Regions from separate parts of the Homo sapiens genome. Here region 1 is linked to region 2. Evidence: read pairs that join two places in POLR2A ChIA-PET (ENCODE). Cell type or tissue: A673. All regions are shown on one strand.

Region 1 (4,000 bases), 990 kb after region 2:
AGGGGTAAATCCTGGGCCCAGGCTCCTGGGTGAATTATTTTATCCTCCCCTATGCGCTTTGTCAGCCAAGTGAATGTAGAAAAGCAAGCAAAACTCCAGAACCCCACAACGATTCACGCCACGCTTCGGTGGCACAACTCTTTTCTTCCCCTTTTAGATTAGTACTGTGCAGGGAAGGCTGCACCTGCTACCTTCAGACACCGGGGATCTGGCTAGGACCCTCTTCCTCTACCCCTACTCTCTCCTCCCGTCCCCACCCTCTCCCAGATGCACCCCAATCCAGCCTCTCAACCCTGTCGCTGTTTGCAAACTCGAGGGATGTTTAGTGCAATTGCCTTTAAATAAGCAATTCACGTAAGAGGTATTTATTGCAGAGGGTTTCAGGTCTGGGAGGGGGTAAGGAGTTAGTTAATGAAGGATTAGAGGCAAAGCTGGGAAAGAACGAGTAGACAGGCCAGTTTCTTTCTTTCTTTTTAAAATCTATTATTCTGGAAAACCCTTGTTCGAAAAGAGTAAAGAATTGCTATTTGGGCAACAATATGGCTCCTTCAGAACTGGTCGAGAATTTCTGTGGTCTTTGCTTGACCTTCAAGTTGGGAGTTTCAAATCAGAGGCTTTGAAGTCTGGAGGAGTTCGCAGCCATTAATCCTTCCGGGGTTGTGCTAAAGGCGTTTCTAGAAAGAGATCGGAAAGACCCGTTCAGCACAGGCCCATTGCATCTTCTCTTTGAAAACGCTTGTCTGAATCAAGTATCTTATACAGACCCGAGACTGAGGGGAGCAAGAGCGCAGGTCCGGCTGTGGCGAGGTGTCCACCACCGTACTTGTGGTCAATGCCTGGACTAGAGAGCCGAGGCCGTCCAGGGCGGGCTGGCCAGGGAACCAGAAGCGTCCCTGGACTGGCTGAGTGAGGGTGCCCTTTCCAGCAACCCAGTGGCCATGGTTAAAAGGCAGAATACAACCGTCAAAGAAGTCCCCAGCTCCCACATAAGAGAGCGCAAAGGCCAATGGAACCAAGGCCTCCTCGCGAGAACTAGCTCGCTTTGAGGACAAGATCCTGGGGATGGAGGTGGGGACTGACGTAGTGAGAGGGTCTGGAGGAACAGTCGTAGCTGAAGGTCAGGACATGAAGAATTGCACGTATGGTAGGGATAGAATGGCAGGTACAACTTTTCTGTACTGAAGGAACTGGGAGAGGACGATCCGGTTAGGGAGGTTGGGGAACTAATCTCAACGCTGCGTTTACAGATGAAGCCGCTTTTATATGGCGTATATGTTTGCTTAGAGGGGCCGACGGAGATTAGGAGAAGCCATCCTTTGGCGCCAATGATCAAAGCGTCTGCCAAGGAGAAGAAGCCAAGGGATGGGCCTTTCAGAGAGGGCAAGGAGTCATGCTGCTCTGGATGCCAGTGTCAGGACAAGAAATCGAAAGGAGCGAGGACTCTTCACTGCGTGCCTCAGTCTCCCCGCTTCTGCCTCTTTCACCTCTGTCCTACTTCCGGCGCGAAAGCAGGCCACTCGCTCTGATCTAGACCTAGTTAACATTAGCTTTTCCCTTCCTTCCCTCAAATCCCCTCCCCCCTCTATCCCCGTCCCTTCTGCCGCCTGAAAGGGTTAATCTCTCCTGCGGGTAAAAACAGGTCCGCGGAGTCTCTAACTGGCGACAGATGGGCCACTTTCTTCTGGCCACAAAGGGGCCGGAATGGAGCGCTCCGCGGCATACAAATGGGCAGGTCACGTGGTTCCAGGCTCTTGGCTGGACCGGGAAGACCATATGGCGCATGCCGGGGAGGAAGGAGGAGGGGCGGGGGTAGGGGTGGAGGGTGAGGGGAGCGGTTGTCGGAGGAGGGCGGGAGACGAGCAAGGCGTGGGGAGAAGTGGGGAGGAGGGGAGAACGGGGAGCGCACAGCCTGGACGCGTGCGCAGGCGTCAGGCGCATAGACCTGCTAGCCCCTCAGCTAGCGGCCCCGCCCGCGCTTAGCATCACTAACTGGGCTATATAACCTGAGCGCCCGCGCGGCCACGACACGAGGAATTCGCCCACGCAGGAGGCGCGGCGTCCGGAGGCCCCAGGGTTATGAGACTATCACTGCTCAGGACCTACTAACAACAAAGGTAATTACAGTTCTTTCATTTTTTTGCCCCAGAATAGAAGCAATAACTGAAGACTGATGAACCTACATATTCTGTATGTGTGCGTTTGCGAGAGTGTGTATGTGTATTGAGACCAGCATCCCCCTCCATAATTGCCCATAAGTACTCACACATAATGAGTCGTGTCACTCAAGTACCCCCTGCAGGCTTTCTAATTTAAATTTTAAAAATTTGGGTTTCTTTTGTGGATAGCATAGGAGCTTCTTGGATTTTTTAAAAGAATGCACGGTAACTATGATTATCTGCTAGTGCTGATTTTAAAGTCCCAAAAGCAATAATGACTTCACTTTCTCACTTCTTACAGTAAGAAAAAAAAATCTATGTTATCAATATATATTTTGTGTGCATGTATTTTACGCACATTGGGAGTGTCAAGCTGTGTTTTCAGTGAATGAAAGGGACATGGATACCTTGAGTATTCACACCATGGAAAATAAATCAGGTTCAGAGATAGTTTAGTTGAGAGGGGGGAAAGTGGAGAAAGGGAGAGGGACTCACTCCTGCTACCTGTTACCGCTCCAGAGGCGGCCAAGTCCCCAGCAGCCACTACTGGAGCCAGAAATTCAGTTGTTTTACTAAAGGCTTTTTATTTTCCTTACTAGAAGCGGCAACTTCGCGGTTGCCAATCGCTGACCATTATAATTACTCAATCTTTTAAAGGGAGGTTTGAGGCGAACTTTGAAAAGCCCCAATAAAGAGCGGGCGGCCCTTTCAATGGGCTGTTTATTAGAGAGGAGCCTTCCGCACCTGATCCCCGGCGCGTGGGAGAGCGCTCTGCGCCGCGCCCCCAGCCCTCGCCCTGCAGCTAGCGCTTTTGTACAAGGTGGAAATTTAGCGGTGGGCCAGAGATGGAAGGCAAGAAAAGAAAGGCGAGGGAGGGGTGGAAGACCCTGTCCACTTTTGTTGCCAAATGTTACATTGATGGTGAAACAATTTGGTGGAAACTATTTTTCCTCCTTTCTGCATTTGCTTTTCAGTATCCCGTCGATGTAATCTTCTTAAAAATCGCTGCCAGTATTAGTAAATTACGCAATGGCTGTTCAACTTAAATCGCTAAGTATCTGGAAGCCAGGACAGAAATGGAAGTAGAATGTGTGATTTTACAGCTTTTTTTTTTTTTTATGGAGTTGTGAGTAACTTTGAACACATTTGGATAAACATGAAGTCGCTGAAATGTACAGTCATTTCCACACACATTATCCTGTCGGGCAACCACCATAAACACATTTAAGTTAATCACTAGGATACAAACACATATGCGTGAGTGGTGTACACATATACATATTCACTACCCTCCCCCAGTCCTGTCCTCACTCCTACGTACTAGCGGGGCACACGCACGCGCCATTATAAAACACTGCATTTAACTTTTTCTCAGAGGCATTCATTTTGTAATGGGCAGGTACTTTTCGCAAGCATTTGTACAGGTTTAGGGAGTGGAAGCTGAAGGCGTATCTGGCTTTTGAATATAGCGTTTTTCTGCTTTTCTTTCTGTTTGCCTCTCCCTTGTTGAATGTAGGAAATCGAAACATGACCAAATCGTACAGCGAGAGTGGGCTGATGGGCGAGCCTCAGCCCCAAGGTCCTCCAAGCTGGACAGACGAGTGTCTCAGTTCTCAGGACGAGGAGCACGAGGCAGACAAGAAGGAGGACGACCTCGAAACCATGAACGCAGAGGAGGACTCACTGAGGAACGGGGGAGAGGAGGAGGACGAAGATGAGGACCTGGAAGAGGAGGAAGAAGAGGAAGAGGAGGATGACGATCAAAAGCCCAAGAGACGCGGCCCCAAAAAGAAGAAGATGACTAAGGCTCGCCTGGAGCGTTTTAAATTGAGACGCATGAAGGC
Region 2 (4,000 bases):
TGGGGATTCTCAATCTGAGGTAGGAAGACATGATGAGCCACAAAATTCTTATTACACATTAAAATGAAGATTAAGAATTACTGATAGAATTCAGATTTGAAGGGGCATATGGTGTAAGTTTAGCCCAACCAAAGTGGAAATGTTAACAGAAGGACGTGGCAGGCATCCTACAGAGGCAGCTTATCATGAATGCTGCTCAGCTTACTTTCTCAGAGAATCCAGAAGTCACTACAATAGTTGTTACTAACGGCTGGTCAATGTGCTCCAGGAAAGGCTGCCCACATTTGTCTTTTTGATGGCTTCCAGCCAATCAGCTTACCAAAGAAAAGTTAAACAAAACACACTGCTCTCAGATAGTCTATGTGTGTTTTTTCTACCCTGTCTCTTTCTTTTATAAATTCTCTTTTTGTTATATTTGTTGACAACTGTTTAATGACTGACTCTCTTTTATGTCAGTAACCTTTTGTGTGAATACTAACTAAAGGTTTCTGAGTTATTTGTCAACAGTCCAAATTCATGATATCTCACACTTTTGTAATATTGGGCTGGTGAAAAGTAATTGGGGTTTTTGCATTAAAAGTAATGGTAAAGTAACACTATTTTAAGGTGCATACATGCTGTTTTGTCAAGTAAAATATGCTTATATAAAAACATTAACAAATTGATAGTAATATTTTAATGTGTATTTTCTCAACCAATAGGTAACAATGGGAACAATTACCATATAACTATTCAAGTGTTTAACTAGCCAGTATTTTAAAAAATACCTACTACATCCTCAGCATAGTCACTGAAGAAAACTAGGGATCCAAGAAAATCATACCATTTAAAAATAATTGGTAAGTATGCTATTTAGCATGAAAAATTAGTTTGGACACATTAAATGTTCTAGCAATTTAGAGGAGAGGTTTAGCGGGCAGAATTCGAGGAGGAGCTGGAGTAAGGGGAGTATTGCGGGGTGTATGGTCACTAAGAAAGGAGAGGGCATTTTAGAAAGTCACGGCCGGGCACGGTGGCTCAAGCCTGTAATCCCAGCACTTTGGGAGGCCGAGGTGGGCAGATCATGAGGTCAGGAGGTCGAGACCATCCTGGCTAACATGGTGAAACTCTGTCTCTACTAAAAATACAAAAAATTAGCCGGGCGTGGTGGCAGGTGCCTGTAGTACCAGCTACTTGGGAGGCTGAGGTAGGAAAGTGGTGTGAACCTGGGAGGTGTAGCTTGCAGTGAGCTGAGATCGCTCCACTGCACTGCAGCCTGGGCGACAGAGCGAGACTTGTCTCAAAAAAAAAAAAAAAAAGAAAAAGAAAGTCACAACCACCCCACCAGAGCAAAGCTGCAAATGATGCTAGTAAGGAAGGGTCAAGAAATGTACCTATCAGGAAAAATGGGGTTTGTGTAATTTGAGTGCTGGCCACTCAAAAGCGTGATCCAGGCCGGGTGTGGTGGCTCACGCCTGTAATCTCAGCACTTTGGGAGGTTGAGACCGGTGGATCACGAGGTCAGGAAATTGAGACCATCCTAGCTAATGCGGCGAAACCCCGTCTCTACTAAAAATACAAAAAAAAAAAAAAAAAAAAAAATTAGCCAGTCGTGGTGGCAGGCGCCTGTAGTCTGAGCTACTCGGGAGGCTGAGGCAGGAGAATGGCGTGAACCCTGGAGGTGGAGCTTGCAGTGAGCTGAGATCGCGCCACTGCACTCCAGCCTGGGCGACAGAGCGAGAACACCGTCTCAAAAGAAAAAAAAGTGTGATCCATAGACTTGCAGCATAACCATCACCTGGGAGTTTATGAGAAATAGTATGGCTGGGCGCAGTGGCTGGATGCCTGTAATACCAGCACTTTGGGAGGCCAAGGTGGGCGGATCACTTGGGGTCAGGAGTTTGAGACCAACCTGGCCAACATCGTGAAACCCCATCTCTACTAAAAATACAAAAATTAGCTAGGCTTGGTGGTGTACGCCTGTAAAACCAGTTACTCGGGAGGCTGAGGCAGGAGAATCACTTGAACCCAGGAGGCAAAGGTTGCAGTGAGCCGAGATCACACCACTGCACTCCAGCCAGGACGACAGAGCAAGATTCCATCCACCACCCGCCTCCCCTCTAAAAGAAATAGTGACTCTCAGGTTCTACCATAGTCCTACTGAATTAAAACTTCCACATCAACAAGATTTCTCAGGTGATTCTTATGTGCCTTAAAGCTTGAGAAACATTGGTAGGTGATTGGTTTCCCAAATACTGGTCACCACACCAGGACCATTTGGCTAAATAAGAATGTCTGGAGAGCTTGTTAAAAAGAGGCTTCGGCACCCATCACTAGAGATTTTAATTCAATTGGTCTGAAATCCAGGAATATTAACAAGATCCCCCAGGTGATTGTGATGCATCATTGCCCTAGGCCTAGGACAATCTAGCCCAACTTTGACTTGATCTAGTTCTAGATAAATGATTCTCAACCTTGACTGCACATGAGAATAGCTTGGAGAGCTTTTAAAAGCTATTGATAGCTGGGTCTCACTCTGAGATATTCTGATTTACTTGCCCTGTTGTAGAGCTCAGGACTCTATATTAATTTTTCAAGCTTCCTAGGAGTCTTTAGTGTGCAATTAAGGATTGAGAAATACTAGTCCTTGTAAAACAGTTAAATGGTTTAGGTGGGAACAACTGAAGACCTTGGAATTTTTTCTCTAAACAGGTGTAGGGTAAACCCCCTGAGTACCTTTTGATTCAAGAAGCCAAAAAGAGACCCAGAGCCAGCAAACGAGACATGGGGTTGTACTGGGCACTTATATACAGGGAAGAGAGAATCCAGTGGTGGTGGGCTGGACAAGATATCTGCATGGCCCTGTGGCAGTGAGCTGGCCAGGAAAACCAAAACTGCTTGCAAACAGCATGTGGTTTATATAGCATTTTTACTTAACACCATCATCCCTTAATGACCTGCACCTGGCAACCTTCATGTGCTCCAAATGGGCCCGTGTGTGGCCCATGTTCCCATGGGATGCTCCGAGGGCTCAGATGTTCCTAATAGACAAGGAATGAATCTCTGGGTTGGCCACTCCCGGATTCCTTAGCTCAGAACGCACACGCAGGTGCGTCTGCCATATGGGAGCATTTTCAGGGTATGCTTATGTCATTGCTATCAGGGTGTTTACCATACACATGGCGTAAAAGGTGGATTCAAAGGAGAGAGTTAAGAAGTGTGGGAACCACCTATGATAAGGCAGTCAAGAGCTGTGCGAATAGAATGTAAAATACAAGGGATTATAAACAGAATTAATGACGAAAATATGAGTGATGGGGAGTTCATTAAAAATCTTTAATCAGGAAGATGGGAAAGAAATAACATGCTTAATAGGGAAAAATAGCGAAGGTTGCTGTTTTAAAGAAGGGTGAGATCTTAACAAAAGGTAAAGTCAGAGAAGAGACTGAAAATAGAAAACAAAACAAACTTCCAACTTTTAATACATGGAAACTATAGCAAAATTCAACAAATTTTCCTTGACTGGTGGGAATATTTGTTAAAAGATGGGTTAAAAACCCACATCTGGGAACAGTCTTTGACTTTGTCAAAACAATAATTCCCATCACTTTAATTAAGCAACACCTGACCCTACTGGGCTATTGTATTAAAAGTCACACCTAACAAACAAAATGGGCCAAAACAAGTAGTATTCCTTTGTTTTGAGGAATGATCTTTGGAGTCCTGTAAATAGTGTGTCTGGGGTGAGTGAAGGGTCAGTACACTTAATCTTGCCTTATTAAAGGTTATTTGGTCTTTTCAGTCTAGAATAGCTTCTTTGGGGGAAACAGTTAATTCAAAGTTCAACCTTCCTGAAAGGCTGTTTCTCTCCTCTATCAAAGGCCTCTTGAAAGGAAAATGGATATGCTGTGGTCAAGAATAGGCCAAGATAAACATCCAGTACAGCATGATGAGTGGGATTGGAGCACAGGTGCACAGTCCCATGCATTATGTAACCTGTTTGTTAAGCTCATACTTGGCT

The links. ChIA-PET counts read pairs that join two places held together with the same protein. Peaks named below come from ENCODE experiments on the same cell type or tissue, not always from the same donor. Only the 100,000 strongest peaks of a DNase experiment are listed, where the experiment ranks them.
Region 1: POLR2A ChIA-PET joins it to region 2 with 8 read pairs; 2 of 35 experiments call an interaction of 5 or more read pairs at or near these places.

The regions. Positions count from the first base shown.
Region 1 is chr2:181,678,544-181,682,543 of GRCh38, reverse strand. It overlaps NEUROD1 (neuronal differentiation 1), which reads left to right and starts at 2,027. Exons shown (of 2, transcript NM_002500.5): 1 at 2,027-2,114; 2 at 3,673-4,000. The coding sequence starts at 3,684. RefSeq lists an enhancer at 801-1,377. In A673, no CTCF peak of the experiment used is centred here; no DNase peak of the experiment used is centred here; H3K4me3 peaks cover 525 bases; H3K27me3 peaks cover 4,000 bases.
Region 2 is chr2:182,668,920-182,672,919 of GRCh38, reverse strand. LOC101929976 (a long non-coding RNA gene) reads left to right here. Exons shown (of 7, transcript XR_427200.3): 5 at 1-19; 6 at 702-839. It also overlaps a transcript of PDE1A not described here. Among named protein-coding and RNA genes, the nearest start is that of DNAJC10, 45 kb to the left of the region's middle. In A673, no CTCF peak of the experiment used is centred here; no DNase peak of the experiment used is centred here.